Linked DNA regions of Homo sapiens: region 1 is linked to region 2. A link is a loop called in an ENCODE intact Hi-C map of the cell type or tissue named here. Cell type or tissue: heart left ventricle. All regions are shown on one strand. Each heading gives the region's core, and the rest is flanking DNA. Links, peaks and the distances in the headings are about the cores only. Region 1 has its middle 120 kb from the start of LINC03062. Region 2 has its middle 24 kb from the start of MIR4290.

Region 1 (8,330 bases), core at 205-8,204, 240 kb before region 2:
CCTTTCAGGCATATCCTTCTTCAGACACAGCCTGTGGTCCCTCTGCAGGGCCCTGGAGTAGGTCACTGTGTTCAGTTTCTTTTGTTTAAGCTGGGGATTTCCATAACCCCTGCTACATGTAGTCTCTAGGTTCAAGCTGTTCTGTGGGTGAGTCTGATGGCTCCTTCCAGCACATTCGTTCAGCTGGCCAGGGCTGAGGCTCCAGTGTGGGTCAACTGGGACAGCAGAGTCCAGCAGACATTTCACCAGAGTATACTTGGGAAGTCACTGTGGTCGTGGGCAGCTGGTGCCCTCCATACGGAGAACTGGAAAAACATTTATTTTAAAAGAATTGAATATACCACTTTGGAAAATCATGCCAGTATGCGAACCCATTGTTTTTTAAATGGGTCTTGTTCTCCCAGTGAATACTTGCTTGGTAACTCTTTTTTGCATTATATAATTGATTTACACATTCTCACCTTTGCCAGTGAAAGGGAAAAATCACACAGATGACAAAATGCCCAGAGCATCTGAAACCACACCCTTGTCCTGGGCTTCAGTATCCTGGGGAAGTTCTCATTTGCAAATAATAAATTGCTGTATATTTCCTCTTCCTCCCACTGCTTGCCATCACATGGAAGTAGCAGAAAAAGTCCAAGTTCTAGAGTCCACCTACACTGGCCTTGGATTCCAGCCTGCCCGCCTGCTAGTGTGTGCACCTTTGGGTAGGTGGCCAGGTTCTCCCATTGGAATGAGCCATGGCTGGTGGCCTGCCTGACTCCCCTGAAGTAATGCAGGCCCAACTGAGGATGAGCAGCATCCCATCCTCAGGGAATCCCCACCCACAGGAAAGAAGAGCACAGAGGGTGGACATAAGACTTGCAAGCGTCCTCAGTTGAAGCTGATGTGTAGGAAAAGTGGGTGCTGCTGGTGGGAGGGCAAGGGCATTGCAGAGGAGCTCTGGGCAAGGCAAGCTCAGTACAACAGGCAGGCAACCAGTTCTCCCTCTCCCCACCTCCTTCTCACCAGGCCGTTCCTGGGACTGTCAGGGAAAAGACACATGCTTGGCTCTGAGTGTTGGGTATTTAAGTTCTGAAGTTCGGAGTATTTAAGTGCTTCCAGTGGACAGTCACTAACAGAGGCTGAAGGCCCAGGGGCAGGCCACCCTGTCCTGTAGATGCCCAGAGCTGTCTCTTCTAAAGCTCAGGATCTAGGCCACATCCACGAGCAACTCAAGCCAGGAACCAGGTGTCACCCTGACTTCTTGCCCCTGGGTCCTGGCACCCCTGCATTTTGGGAGTCTCCAGATGCCACACCTATCTCACTGATGCTCCTCCTCAGTGAAGCACAAGACAGCTTGCTAACTGTTGTGTTCACAACCATTTTGCATGACACCAACCTGGTTCCTCCCTAGCCCTTCTCAACATCAGTGTGATGGTGTCACCCACCCTTAGGAGCCCCCATACCTCTGCTGCAATGTGTGTCAGTCTTGATGTTGGCATGGCACCTTAGTTCCTTTATTCTGTTAACATTTTATTATAAACACTTTACAACATGCAGAAAAGCTGACATAATTGTACAGTGAAGAATTGTGTTCACAGTGTAGGTGGACATCCTCCTGACAACTGGATCCCATGATTAACCTTTTACTATCTTTGCTCTACCACATGTCTCCATCTCTCTGCCCTATCACCATGTCCATCTCATTTTTTTAATGCATTGCATGGAAGTTTCAGACATCAGTACATGCCACCCTAACACTTTAGCATGAATGTTATTGACTAGATTTCAGTATTTGTTAGCAGTTGTTTTTTGGGGGGAAGGGGTCAGATTTTCATTCAAAGACATGAACATATATTAACAGAACAATCTGATGTATTTAGGCAAATGCATCCGCTTCCATAATCCAAATTCTATAGAGATATAGGGCATCACCATTGCCCTAGAAAGTTCCCTTCTGCCCCTTCCCAGCCAATCCCCACCTTCAACTCCCCAAAGATAACACTGGCAGCATTTTGTCAACATAGCTTAGCTTTGCCTTTTCTGGAAATTCGTATAAACGGAATCGTAGAGTATACACGCTTCCGGTTTATTGATTCATCTGTGTGGCCGATTACATGCATCTGCAGTTGGCTCCTTTTAATTGCTGAGGAGTGTTCCAGCATACAGAGGTAGTGCTGCGCTGTTGATGGATGCCTGGATGCTTTCCAGCTGGCAATAGTGAGTAACAAAGCTGCTATGTGCCTCCTTGCACACATCTTTGGATGGATGCTTTCGTAATACACATGGGTGAAATGGCAGTGTGCACACCAGCCTCTTTGTGACATGCCCCTTGCCTACTTCTCAGCCACACAGCCCTGGCTGCGGAGAAGCCCTGAGCTGTTTCTCATATACCAGATGCTGTTTCATATGCGAGGACTGTGTGCGCCGGGTCCCCAACCTCTGACACTCTCACTCTCTTCTGGGTGTTCCCTCCTCCGTCATCTGTGTTCCTGCAACAAGTTCGATTCCAAGGTTTTCCTTTGACTCCAAGGGTTTCCTCTGATTCCAAAGGTTTCTTCTTGAAGTTATTCCAGGAAGTGCTGGCAAGTGTAGGACGTGCATGCTATATGTGATGAGCTGTCACCACTGGACACTGGGGCACAGTCCCTGGAGACCTCAAGGGCAAGCGCAGAACTGGCTTTGGTGTTGTCTTCTCTGGAGGCTAAGAAGCTGGGGAGATTACCCTCTGACTTCTGCAGTGCCTCCCATCACCAGCTTTGTTGCCCAGGCAGGCTCTCAATCAGTTCCCGAACCCACCCGGAGAGGCTGAGTGGAGTGTGCAGGGAGCATCCTCAGGCAGAGCCCGGCATTGCAGTAGGGCCTGCAGCTCTGTGGGAAAACAGAGACCCAAGGTCAGGCTAGCAGGGCACCCACAATGCAAACCACACCTTCTCCAGAAGCCTCCCCTGACCACCTTTTGCGTATTCTTTCCTCTGTGCTCTGATGTCACAGGGCACATGCATGCCTGGCGGTGCTCGCTTGTGCCAGTTGCAGTGGTCTGTTGGTGAGGTTTTCCCTCTCAGCTGCAAACTCCTCAGGGAGTCTCTCCATCTCTGCACCCCCAGGACTCGAAACAGCCCTTGAATGCATCAATTCACTTGTACCCTTACCACACTATCTATTCTGTCCCAGGAGTCACCTTCTACAGTGTCCTGTCACAAAGGTTTGGCTGGGACTGCTGGCAAAAGCCACTGGCTTGCTGCCTGTCCCTCCCTGGCAAGCCAGGCCTGTGTGCTGTGTGTGTAACCTTTGACAAAGTTTGTGGTCTAAAGGTTATGCTGACTGGGCTGGAGGTGAGGCGAGGACAGCGTGTGTTGGAGGTTGGTGGAGTTTTGCCAACTAGAGCAAGCTTAGTGCCACCCCCTCGCTGGGCCCTGTTCCCTGAGGAAAGAGCCTATGGTTGGCTCTTACAAGACCACAGGTCAGTCTGTGCCTTCCTGTGTGCGTCTCACCCTGGTCGGGTGGGGTAGAGTGAGCACAGAACTAGGCACATGGTTCCAGGCCGCTTCACTGCTTCCTTAAGGTTGAGAATGTCCCCCAGGTCTCTTGTGCCTGGGATTAGTGGAAGCAGGTCCTGCTGGGACTGCAGCTGGGTGCCCTGGTCACCAATCCAGCTTCAGGAACTGAGCTGGATACCTGACACCTTAAGTGGGGTCATTTGCCCTATGGACCCACATCTGGGCACAGGGCCATTTCGTTCTCAACTCTTTTGTCAGGAAATCTTTTCGTGTTCTACTCACTTGGTGATTTTGTCCATTCAACACAGGTTTTTGGAGTCCCTGGCAGGGGCTTGGCAGATGCTGTGATGTATTGGTCCAGGGAATCGGCTTCCACCCGCAGCCCCAAAGCTCTTTCTTTCTGGCATCCCCATCCATGAGGGCTGGCTGTAGGTCAAGGTGGGGTGCTGCACCCTACACCATCACTCAGAGATCCACGGCCCTTCCATCACGTGGCCCTGCCATCCTCCTGGGCCCTGGGTTTCTCAGTTGGATTCTGTGAATCCAGGAGGTGAATGAGGAGAAAAACAGCATGGAGGATCCCATGGGAGGCTTCAGGGCCAAGCCTGAGTAAGATGCGCGTCACTTCTGCTCACAATCAATTTCCCAGAGCTTTCTCAGGACCCCCTCCCCACCCCAGCCACCCACGAGGCTGGGAAATGTGGTCTCCAGGGCTGGAGGGACACGTGACATCATCCTGGCCACACGTGGGGAAGGTTAGACCCGCCTCTCGGCCATAGGTGGCTGATGATCTAGTGAGCAGGATGCGTCCACACCCTTGCTGGTGACACTGCCTATGGAGGGGTATGGGCCCTGACAACAACAGCCTCATTTTCCAGTTCCTAGGTCAAGAGACAACTGTTTCCAATGTAAACATTCTTAAATAATTCTAAAATTAATTCTCACTTGGTTATACATGTAAGGTATTTTCTCCCAAGTGGTGCTGCACAGCAACAGTCATACCTGGAGAGCTTCCTGGGGAGTGGCTGGCAGAGTTGCTGTGTGGTGGGGTTGGGCTGGGACACTTGAGCTGAGCAGCCAGCCAGGGCTCTGTGCCGTGTCCCCTGCGTTTCCACAGGAAGGACTGTAGGAGTGTGGGCTTGCCAAGGTTACGAGGTGATAGGACATTTTCACAATGGAGCTCTTTCTTATATGCAATGTCCCTAGTGCAGCTTTCAAAAAATAGGATGAAAACTCATTTTTTTTTTTTTTCTGAGGCCGAGTTTCACTCTTGTTGCCCAGGCTGGAGTGCAATGGCGCCATCTTGGCTCACTGCAATCTCTGCCTCCCAGGTTCAAGTGATTCTCCTGTCTCAGCCTCCCGAGTAGCTGAGATTACAGGCATGCACCACCACGCCCGGCTAATTTTATATTTTTAGTAGAGACGGGGTTTCTCCATGTTGGTCAGGCTGGTCTCAAACTCCCGAACTCAGGTGATCTGCCCACCTCAGCCTCCCAAAGTGCTGGGATTACAGGAATGAGCCACCACCACGCCCGGCTAAAACTCATTTTTAGTGAAAAAATAATATTGCATCAAGTCAGGACTACTCTCATTGGAAGTCTAGGACTTCAGGTCTCCATATGACCAGGGAAGGGGAAGAGGAGATAGGGCCCTTTCCTGGGAGAGGGTTTAGCTCAGGAAGTCTGTGTCAGATCTGAGGAAAGGCTTGCGGGGATGAGGAAGAGCAGCAGGCATGGGTTGTGCAGACCCAACAGGTTACTAAGAATGGAAGCAAATTCTCATCAGGCCATGAGGGCAAGGGCAGAAACCGAAGCGTCTTCTGTCGTCACCACGTCTCCCAGGGAGGATGAGTTCTGGCTGCTTTGATACCGACAGCATTTAGGAATCAGAGATTCTTTTATGCTTTACAGAAGGTCTAGGGAAGTTTTTATTAACTGAAAATCAGTAATTTATCCAGCATGGTAGATAATAAAAAATATGGGCAGAATAAAGTGCAATAGTAGCACAAAAACATTTTTTTGAATCAATAAAATGTTAATAATTGCAAATAAGCTATTTTGCTTCATAATCAATGGAAAATACTGAGAAATGTTAGAAATATTCATTTATTAGCTATCGCAAATCTACAGGATTTTATTTCATTTGGAAGATATTCATACCTGTTACCCAGAAGTACAAAGGACCCTTTGGGATGCTTTGTGGCCTCAAGATCTTTTCTGTAACTCATTGGCCTTGAAATCTGTCCTAAGATCATGCACACTCTTTGCAAGATCCTGGTCAGTTTTCGTTTGGGGCTGATGTCTGCCATTAGTTAAAAATCCAACTCTTGATTCTCTACCCTCAAAGCCTTCCCTTGGGTAGCAGCACAGAGGGCTTTGCTTGAGTGACAGTTCCTGTTGTTTTCCTGTTCAACAGTTCCTCCATTCCCTCGTGTACCCAAGTAACCAATGATGGTTTAGCAGCGAATGAGCAAAACACAAACCAAGCAAGACAAAATACCGTCCTGTTGACACAGTGGCGCTGTAATTATTATTTATCCTTCCTGCGCCCCCAGGCTATGATGACGCTGGAAGAGGGACCAGGAGCTGTGTCTCAGATTACCATTGCTCCAGGAGCCGGTCGCTGAAATGACAGACAGGACGGACATAGCAGAACAGTGGTGGACAACCATTGACAGAGAATCATAAGTAGTTCCATTGCCATAGAGTCCCTCAGGAAATAAAGTCTTATCTATGCCTGAATGCACGAGGCTATATAGATATCCAGCTGTTTCATGATGAATTCAAAGAGCCAACATATTTCTGGAGAAATGGCTCTCCAGCTGGAGATGGCCGAGCAAGTCTCTGGGAGCAGTGGCGTCTGAGGTTGGGGAAGCTCACCATGGGGGTCTGTCATGGGTTCGAGAGTGGGGAGCACATGCCTGAATGACTTGGGGCAGTGGATTGGGAGGGGGTACTATTGACAAGGTAATGATGACCATGCTTTACTGGTCACTTTTATCACTGAGGCAGTAACAACAAGGCTCTGAGGCTGCTGGGTCATCTGGAGTTGGGTAATAGTGCAACATGTATTGATTTTGGATTAGCCAGGATTCAGGTTAAGGAGTGTTTTGTTTCTTCCCCAAAGCAGCTTTCTCTATGCTTACAAAACAAAAATAACATGAAACTCCCAGTTCTGCAGCTTCGTCGGATGCTGTCTCACTGCGCTTTAGGGGTGCACCTGGCCTGTCTCCTGCCAGCCTCACCTCCATCAGCATTCCCACCCGCGGGTGTCCATAGGCCCCATTCCTGCTCCTGCCCTGGTGTCCCTAAGCAGCAGACCTTTCAGGTCCCAGGATCCCCTGCTTGCCTCTGACCTAATGTAGAAATTCTGGCTGAAATGGAGGGTATGGGGAGTGCCTTTTCCACTACACTTGTCTGTTTTGTTACCTGGTCCCCAGAGCTGCCAGACATTTTCATGGAGAATGTTGCTGTTGCTGTTGCTCTGGAGCCCTGCTCATCCTCCCTGCAGAAGTCGGGAGCTGTAGCCTCTTTTTGACATCTCTCTCCTCCAGGTACTTGCTACAAAATCCCTTCTCCTTTCCGCCAGGCAATAAACAAAACCAAACCCTACTCAGGGACACCCGCTCACTCCTTCCTTCATCGGCCAGAGTGGAAATCCCAGTTTGGTTTCAGCTGAGACCTGTTACAAATATATGCATAACTCTTCATAAATGACCACGTATTGCACATTTATCTCAGTCTGTCATCATGATAACTCGATACGAATGTTTTTATTTTTGTTCTAAACCCTCCTACTTTCTAACATAGCTGAGAATTCGAAGGTGCGGGGAAGACAAGCTCAGGATCACACATCCATGGTCTTATCGAGCAGGGGTGGTCTGCATACATTTCACGAACTTTTTCCTTTCTAATTTTTATAAATTGACCACGAACAGTTCTTTAAATAAGTCTTATATGAAGAAAATATCGATTTCATGGACAAGGCAGTCTTTTTTTTTTTTTTTTTTTTTTTTTGAGATGGAGTTTGGCTCTTGTCGCCCAGGCTGGAGTGCAATGGCGCAGGTCTTGGCTCACCGCAATCTCTGCCTCCTGGGTTCAAGCGATTCTCCTGCCTCAGCTTCCCGAGTAGCTGGGATTACAGGCATGCACCACCACGCCCGGCTAATTTTGTATTTTTAGTAGAGACGGGGTTTCTCCATGTTGGTCAAGCTGGTCTCAAACTCCTGACCTCAGGGGATCCACCCGCCTCAGCCTCCCAAAGTGCTGGGATTATAGGAGTAAGCCACCATGCCCGGCCAGGACAAGGCAGTCTTATGTAAAGAGTATGCCTGCTTTGTGGAGGCATTTTTGTTCCTGTCCCTTTTGCCCTTCATCATTGTCCCATAAAGGACAGAGCACTGAGCCTTCAGATTGGGCAACTTGTCAGTGCCTTTGACCAAAATCAGTACATGTTTGTATTTAGGAAGGGTGTTTTGAGGCTTATCAGAGGAATGAAGTTTGAATTTTTGAAATGGCAGAAGGCAGTTTCCATACTGGTTGACCCCATCCCTGCCCCTTACCTCTCCATTCTAGATGTAGATCAAGAGGCTGTTGAGATATTTGGACATGAGGCTGTATTTCTTCTTTCTACTGCTCCCAGAAGCTCAGATGACAATCCTCTATTTCTTAAAGTCTTATGACAGCTTGCCCGTATGACAAGGGCCAATGCCCAGGCCTTTACTTGGTGCTAAAAATCCATTTCTAACCAGGGAGGCCGATTTGTCTTTGTTTTTATCCACTCTCAACATGCACCAATAAGGTCTTAGGCCCATTCATTCACTCAACAAACACTGAGTGCCTATTGAAT
Region 2 (8,330 bases), core at 172-8,171:
CTGTGCCTCCGTACCCCCGCTGTCAGTGACCGCCTCACCCTTCAGGATGGCCCCGTAGACTCACACACTACTGCTCCATTCTGCTTTGGTCTTGATGTTTTTGTTCTGTGTTTCATTTTCAGTGTCTTTGGCTGCTCTTGGGGTCTCCTCTTTCCCTCAGGCAGGGGCCGAAGGGCAGGCAGGGGGGTGTTGGGCCCAAGGGGGCCAGCTGGTGAGGACAGCCCCGCCTGCCCTGGTGGTCTCGCCTCTCCTCAGTGGGCTCATCACATTCACAGAGGTTCTTCGTGCCTCCCTCACTTTGTTGCCACAACAAGAAAGATTTCACTCCGTCTCTATTTTAAAGAGAGCTGGAGACATCAAGTGGCTGGCTGTGGTCACCCAGCCCCAACCCTGGGTCTCATTGGTGTAGGACCCCGTGTTTATCTTCCTGTCATTTCATCTTCCCCCTACTCCCGCCAACACCTTCTATTTAATCTTTCCCCCAGCTCTTCCTCCTTCTTGCACAACTGAGGTGCCTGTGAGGGGCTGGATGTGGGAGGTGGGTGACACCTCAAACAGTAATTTCCAGAAGCATTTTAGATGCAACCTCGGAGTCTTCAAAGGAGCACTGGGCAATTTTGCTTGGAGAGGGGGTGGAGGCGGGTAAAGGATCTCTGTATTTTCATCCCCTGGAACTGGCTGGAACTGGCTGGAACTGGCTGCCTGTTGGATGTCCCTGGAGGTGTGGCATCCTTTGCATGTCAACATCAGGATTTGGCTCTTGTCTCTGCCCCGGGCCTGACTCCCTGCTGCCAATGCCTGTGGTCTGGATGCACTTGCTGCGAATTGCCCAGGTGGCAGTGGTGGAGCAGAGTCTGCTGGGAGACACAGCAGGAAACATACAGCATCATGGGGTCCCAGGTGTGACGGCTGGGCATGGTGTATTTGTGAGAAGAGGCTCCAGACCTGGGGTCTGGGCTCTGGAGATGTGGGTGGGGCACAGGTGGCAGGAAAAGGATGGGTGAGCCCAGGTCCACCTGGCCTATGGAGGTCTTAACTTCCTAGACCTATCCAAACCTCTCTGTAGTGATAAATGCCATGGAAATGTTCTGGGGACTGCCGGGGAGTGGGATGGGAGGGTGGAGGGGGCTGTCTTCCACAGCCAAGAAGGAGACATAGTAGAGACCCTTGGATTCAGGCTTAAAGAATAACTAGGGGCATTGGCCTTCTTAGAGAGGACACAGGACTTTGTCTGACTTTGCACTTGTCTGGTGTCATTGCAAGTGGCAATTCTCAATTCTCAGTTCTCCAGTTATCCGGCGCCACCTGGGTGTCCAACAAGTTCATGCCATGAACACTGGAGGTGAAGGGCTCTGTCCTATGACTCTGCCCCACAGCAGACACCAGCCACAAGGCCCAAGGGTCATCCGGCTGTGAAATCAGGGGCTCCTATGACCTTCTCCCAGGCTTAATCCCTTGCTAGAATGAGTCACAGAATGCAGGGCAGCACTCTACTTACAATTATGGTTTTGTTATGAAAGATAAACTCAGGAGTGGCCAAATGCAAGAGAAGCATAGGAGAAGGTATTGGGGAAACAAGTGTGGAGTTTCCCTGTCCTCTCAGTGCACAGCTCCCCACTTCATGTGGATGCTTCTACCACCCTGGAAGCTCCCCAAACCCCTTTGTTTGGGGATTTTGTGGAGGTTCCATGATGTAGGTGTGATTGATACATCATTAGCCATTAGTGACTGACTCAGTCTCCAGCTGCTCCCCCCCTCTCTGGGTTGGGGATGAAGTGGCATCATGGTTGGTCTTTTTGGCCACTAGCCGCCATCCTGAAACTGTCTAGAGTTCAGCCACCCACCATCTCATTAGCACACAGAAAACAGCAAACTCCCAGGGTTCCAGGAGCTGTGTGCCAGTCTGGGATGAAAAGAGATCAGGAGGTAGATGGATGAACAGGGGCATTTTCCTGATCTATCCCCAGCACCAGGCAGAGCCCCCTTGTTGTCCTCAAAAAACAGGCTGTGAAGGCAGAGGCAAGGCTCCTCGTGGGGTTCCAGGTGTGGAGGTGCTGCAGACCACCTGCAATTCCAAGGGGGCAGATGCTGCCAGGGACATAGATCGCCCAAGAAAACCTTGGGCTACTGTTGCCTGACTGAAGGACCCTGGGTGTGAGCAGGGCTCTGCTCAGAGGGCCTTGAGCCCTCTCAGGCCATCCCTGACCACATTGCAGCCTCCACTAGCCCCGCATCAGGTTCTGGCCCTGCCCAGAGCCACCTCCCTGTGGTGGGGATGAGACATCCCAACTTCTCTCAGACCTGGGAGGCCACCCAAGGTCTCAGGTTGGGAAGGCCGCCTTAAAAGATGCTTGGCTTCCAGTTCTTAATCTTAGAGGATTTGGGGGAGGAACCAACAGTGTATTGTGTGTAGTGTGGTGTGTGTGTGTTGTGTGGTGCATGCATATAAGTGTGGCATGTAAGTATATGTGTGCTTGGTATATGCATATGGATGGATGTATATTGTGTTTATGTATGGGACACCTGGTTTGTAATATTTGTCATTGTCTGTGGTATAAATCCTCCCATGACAGCCAATGGAAAGCTAATGCCATGTCACCAAAAACAGAGTTGGAAAGGGTGTGCAGAGCCACTACCTTAAGTACGATGACGTACATATATCACCAGACAGATAAACAGACACGCAGCCTAGAGAACACTGATAATAACACAATGTGGGGGTTATTATCTTGAATTTTAATATAATTTATTTTATTGCAAATCTATTCATTTTAATTTTTAATAATGGCTGTGTGTAACAACTGGTCCCGAAATTCACAGACATTTGGCAATCGACCCCATCAAGGGGGTACGGGTTGGCCTAGACCACCCTGGATTCCTTCTCCGGCTGCGTTCTGTGGCCAATGTACTGAGCCCTGCCGGCCTCCTTCCTCAAGAAGCTGGAAATCTGGTAGGAGCTGGAGATGGTTTCACTGGGGTCCCCAGGCTCACCACCCATGGGGCTGCAGAGGGAGTGGTGGAGATACACATGGAGGCCTCCTGGCTCTGGGAGTAGCTTCACACTCATACTCGGGGAATTGTTCTAATGGCTCAGGCTTGAGGCACCACATGCAGTTTTTTTTTTTAAAGTATGGTATTAATTTATACTTGTCTGTTGTTTATCCAATAAATGGCGTTCCAAATAGCAGGGCACTAGCCTGAACGGGAGAGGAGTGTGGATTCTGTTCTAAGCATGTTACAGCATCTGCTTTCATACTCATGCATATGCACACATGCATATATGTATATCCATGTCTACCTCAGGCGTGGGCACTTGCTGACTTATCAGGCATAGCCAAAGATAAAAGGCAACACTATGCTCCATGGAGGATGAATCTCACTTGGGTAATAAAATGACAAAGAAAACTAGAGAACTAATGGCCATAAGACTCAGCCCAGCTGTGCCCCAGGAGGGAGGAGAGATTTGGGAGTGGGGTTCTGTAGGGGGGTGGGAAGGCTCTAGAGTGGGTGCTGGGGGTTACAAGCATTTTTGCCTTATAGGACTTCATTAAACTTCATGTTTGCTTTATGCAGCTTCCTGTACTTGTGGGACATTTACTGTTAAATATATACTTTCATATATATGTGCAGATATACCTCAATATATATGTATATATATGTCTGTATGTGTGTGTTGTATGTACACACACATACACAGAGACATTACAGACATGTACTCACTCTCTTTCACCTGAGTTGGCAGAAAGTTTTGTTGCTGGGCCCTGCTGAGATAACCGGTTTGCCCAGTGGCTTGCTGGCCTTGCCAGGCTGTGCTGAGCTGTTCTGCGATGGCTGGCAGGCGCTGCCTGGGCTAGAACTGGTAGTAGAGCTCCAGGTTTTAAATGGACCTAGGGGGATCAGCCCAGGGTTCCATGCAGGTTTAGCAGGTAGGGTGTAGCAGGCCACAGCTCTGAGAAGGCTCTGACCTGGCAAATGCTCACGGACTTGAGGCCTGCCCTGCCTGACAGCGGCTCTGATTTCCTGACCTGTGCACAGGAGCTGGCTGAGGGGCAGCCCCTGCAGGCTTAGAGTTTTCTGGTGAAAAGTGTTGTGGCAAAAGGAGCTTGAGCTGGTCCCCCAGTACCTCTGGGCCATGTGGGGCCTTCCCCCTCCCGAGGAGAGGGGCATGACTGAGATGTGCCCTCTGCCCCAGGGAGGCACACACCAGGGCAGGGCTAGGAGACACTCAGCCTCAGTAGCCACTTTCCAGTCAAGGGCCTGGGGTCACAGAAACCTCAGGGCTCCTTCCTGTAAGTCGGGGTGGTTCTCAGCAGCAAGCTTTCACTTTCCATGCCTGGCTGGGACAGCTGGGTATTGAGACTGAAGAGACAGCCCACCTCTCCTTCTGCCCAGAAAGTGAAAATGCCTGAGAAGGCGCTGGGAGTGACTGGGGACAGCCAGATGAAGGTCCAGTTCTGGTGTCGGGTCCCTGAGGAGGGAGCTCTGTGGACTGGCTCCGTAGCACATGCTCCTGGGGCTTGCCTGGCACCGGTGCAGGGATCAAGGTCGGAGTCCACTGGCTGCTGGGAAGGCTGGCATTGGAGTTACACTAAGGCGCTGAGCAGCGTTAGGCACTCAAAATCTATTTTAAGCCTTGTGTAAACATGCATGAGGCGAAGTCTCCCTCTCCCTGCTGCTCCTGCAGAAAGAGCTGTCCTTTGCATTGCCAACTTCTCAGGGTTCTTGTGGAGGTTAAGCAAGTGCTGTTTTGATTTTTTTCTGGAGGTGAAGTGAATTATAGCCTTGTTGTTTTAATAAGTCACAATATTTACAAGTTCATTTCTTTGAACTGTGTGTGGGGGGTTATTTTGTCTGCAATTTTGAAGGTAAATAATTTTCTGCTGTTTCACTGTCGTTTCAGCCAGATATTTTTGTTTGGTTTGGTTTTCAAAAGGAGGAGAAGGGAACTAGCTTTTATGGAAGGTCTTTGCTCTGTCCTTACCAACGCGGGAGTTGTGCTTCCATTACCTTCTTTAATCATTTTCATAAGGATTTTTGTACAAATGATGAGGAATGACGGGTGGTTTTAAATTTGTTTTTCAGAAAGAAGTAATGCATGACTCTGATTTGCGGCTGCAGGATAAATCCGAACTATTTCAGGGAGATGTCATGGAGAGCTCATCTCTCAGCATCAAAGTTGCCTCTCCTGACTTTTGAATTTTAAGTGTTCTGTGTGGAAGAAAAATGGAGACAACAAATTTCTATGCATGGATTCAAAGAATCCTCGTAATATACAGACTACATTCTCCCCAGCTTTTTATCTCTATATATTCTTTTTGTTGAGTTTCAACCACATAGGGTTGAAATTCACCTTCCCACATTACATTTTTCATCAATAGTTGAAGACCTATGTATGTAAATATCAGGAACTATCAGAACTCCCTGCAACAGGAAACCTGACCCCCAACTCCCCCGAAATGCATCATGATAAACAGTCACTTGCCAAAATAACAAATCAGCTTCCTGGAACATGCTTGCTCAAAACCAGGAGAGGAGCTTAGAGACGTCAGCTTGACTTCTGCCTCGTACGCAGGAAGGGTGACCTTCAAAGATCAAACATCGTCCCAAATCTCCCTTCATCTTGTAGTACTCCTGCTTGTCGTAGCTCCTGTTACCATCAGGTACTGGGCCAACCATCCGTCATGTCAGAAGAGAGTTGGGGACAATCCCTGGATTATTTCACCTTTGCCCTGCTGGTATAGACAATGTGTGTTATGGCTGGGTGACTTGCTGACTTTTACTCTGAGCAACAGCTTTGTCAGAGTAAACTAAAACAGAGACTTCAGAGCATAATAAAATATGACATTTTTTCTGTATAGAACTAAAGACACGGGGGAGAGAGAACAACTTAATTAAAAAGACAGTGCCCTTTCAGTGTCTTTTTTTTTTTTTTTTTTTTTTTTTTTTTGAGATGGAGTCTTGCTCCGTCGCCAGGCTGGAGTGCAGTGGCGTGATCTGGGCTCACTGCAACCTCCACCTCCCGAGTTCAAGTGATTCTCCTGCCTCAGCCTCCCAAGTAGCTGGGACTACAGGCACGTGCCACCACACCCAGCTAATTTTTTTTGTATTTTTAGTAGAGACAGGGTTTTACCGTGTTGGCCAGGATGGTCTCGATCTCTTGACTTTGTGATCTGCCCTTCTCTGCCTCCCAAAGTGCTGGGATTACAGGCGTGAGAGTTTGTATTAATAAAATAAGAGGAACAATACCAAGGAGAGTGCTTTGTAAGGATGTCAAGGCTGCCTGTTCCCTGCTCTACACAGCATGTCTCTGACAAAGCAGAGGCCACAGAAAGGGGCACCTGGTGGAGGGCCCAGGCAGCAGAGCACAGGCCCTGCAATTCTGGATGCTGGGGTGTCATTTCATGTTTTGAATTAGCTGTGAGCCTGGGGGCTGCCGCCGGGATCATTTCCAGCAGGGCGGTACCATTTAGTTCCTTCTGACAAAAGGGCCACTGCCCAAGATTTTCCGCGTCTGCATTCAAGTGGCAGATGAGACACGGATAATAATACACACTCCAAATCTTTTCAGGAATTCACAGTCTCTGTTTGCAATGTTATCCTGAATTTGATCACGACATGCACAGAACTGGTTTGAAAATTATTTTCCAGAAGCAATTCTTTAATAAAACTTTTTCATCTGAAAAGCAATCTAGCCAAAATGTCAACAGAGGTAGATAGGATAAAAAATAATTACTCTGGATCCCAAGCCAAGATGAACATACAAGTATTACCAAAGATTTGGGTGTGATATCGACCCCTTGCCCCTCTCCAGCCCCCTTGATCCTGGGATCCCTGCCTGTCTCTGTGCTTGCAGGCTTCTCCCCGGCAGGGACAGAGAATGTGAAGTGCCTAAATGCTTAGTGATTTCATTCCAGGGCACTTTCCTATCATCCTGGTTACTGATGCCAGAGGAAAGCAGGAAGGGTTGGGGGTTGGGTTTGCAGCATCTGATGGAGATTGTGGTTTGCAGATTGTGAATTGCTGTTTTGTTCTACAAAAATAATGAACATGGTAACCATAGAAACCTAGTAGAAAGGTGTCCAAGAGGCTAATCGACCCAGTCAAATGAGTGTTTCTCTATGATGACTTGTAGTGATCCTGTTAAATTGTGCAGGGTTTCTTTCTGGGGGGCAGCAGGAGCTGTGACAAAATGCATTTATTATGCCATCCTCACGTGTCAGACTGACAACGACTGCTGTGTTGTTGCTACGAGATGGCTGCATAACAGCACCCACAGCTGCAGGACCATTGCAACTGCTTACTTGCAACAGGTGCTGTGTTTTAGGCCCCAGACCCCAGAACTTGGATTGACAGAGGGGCCAGCTGCTTAATTTTTGGCTGGCTGTTTTTCATCTGTGGAGTGGTGCCCCTCTGAAGAGACCAGAGCATGTGAAACTCTATCCTCATGCAAAGAACACTGTCCTAATTTTTCTTTTGCTGGAGGCCGCAAGTGCCAGAGAGAAGGATAAGAAAGGCTTTGGGCCACTTGCCCCAGCTTGAAGGCCACGATGCCAAACCAACCCGGGCAGTGCCTGGAGTGTCAGGAATTTACAAGCAAAGAGTCCAAGTGCTGAGCACGTTTGACTAGTAAGGGTGTCTTTACCCCAGCTGGCAGAGTTTGGGTAAAAAAAAAAAAAAGAAACACAAAATGGCAAACAGCTCTTTGCTTTTTGGGCTTAACTTTGCATAGCAGAGTGCATTAGCTTAAAATGTCAACAGTGACCATTGCCAGATAGATGTACTTCCCAAGAAAAATACTGGGGGCAGTTTCTATTCTGGGAGAAACTTTTGGTGAACAAAAACCTCATTCCAGCGCTACTCACCACTATATTTAAGTCAAAGCGGGGGGGAAGTTTTAATAGCAAAAAGGCCCATTTAACATTTCAGCTGACTCGAAGCCCAGATTCTCCGGCAAGGTCTTTGGTGCTGGTGGTGGTCCGGACTCATGGGAGGACGCTGGGGCTTCTTCACAAGGGATTGTTCATGCCATTCAAGGATGATGCCAAAATATATATTCTCCTTTTTCAAATGTAAAATGGACACGAACTTTTGGAAAACCAGGAAAACAAACAAAAGTAATTAAGTAAAAATATGCATAATTGATATATAATCTCCCCATCGAAAACTGATGATTCTACCTATTTTTAGATGTAGTCTTTTCCCAGGGGGAAGATTTAGGGGTTCAGAAGAACTTTCTGGAAGCTGGGTCCCCATCTGAGTTGTAGTGACAACCAGGGTCAGAAGGAGAGAGGGCAGCTTAGCTGGACATTTCACAGGCAGCAGGATAAGGC

The links. Hi-C counts contacts between places; a loop is a spot of excess contacts. Peaks named below come from ENCODE experiments on the same cell type or tissue, not always from the same donor. Only the 100,000 strongest peaks of a DNase experiment are listed, where the experiment ranks them.
Region 1: a loop joins it to region 2, with 4 times the contacts of the local background. A loop is called at or near these places in 2 of 110 quality-filtered maps.

What each region holds. Positions count from the first base shown.
Region 1 is chr9:89,753,770-89,762,099 of GRCh38, forward strand. No RefSeq gene overlaps it. Among named protein-coding and RNA genes, the nearest start is that of LINC03062, 120 kb to the left of the region's middle. RefSeq lists enhancers at 3,595-4,096, 4,097-4,596. In heart left ventricle, for the core only: no CTCF peak of the experiment used is centred there; a DNase peak (open chromatin) is centred at 3,260.
Region 2 is chr9:89,995,559-90,003,888 of GRCh38, forward strand. No RefSeq gene overlaps it. Among named protein-coding and RNA genes, the nearest start is that of MIR4290, 24 kb to the right of the region's middle. RefSeq lists enhancers at 3,917-4,086, 4,127-4,196, 4,207-4,256, 4,307-4,396. In heart left ventricle, for the core only: a CTCF peak has its summit at 4,668; DNase peaks (open chromatin) are centred at 2,082, 4,043 and 4,533; H3K4me3 peaks cover 926 bases; H3K27ac peaks cover 3,779 bases.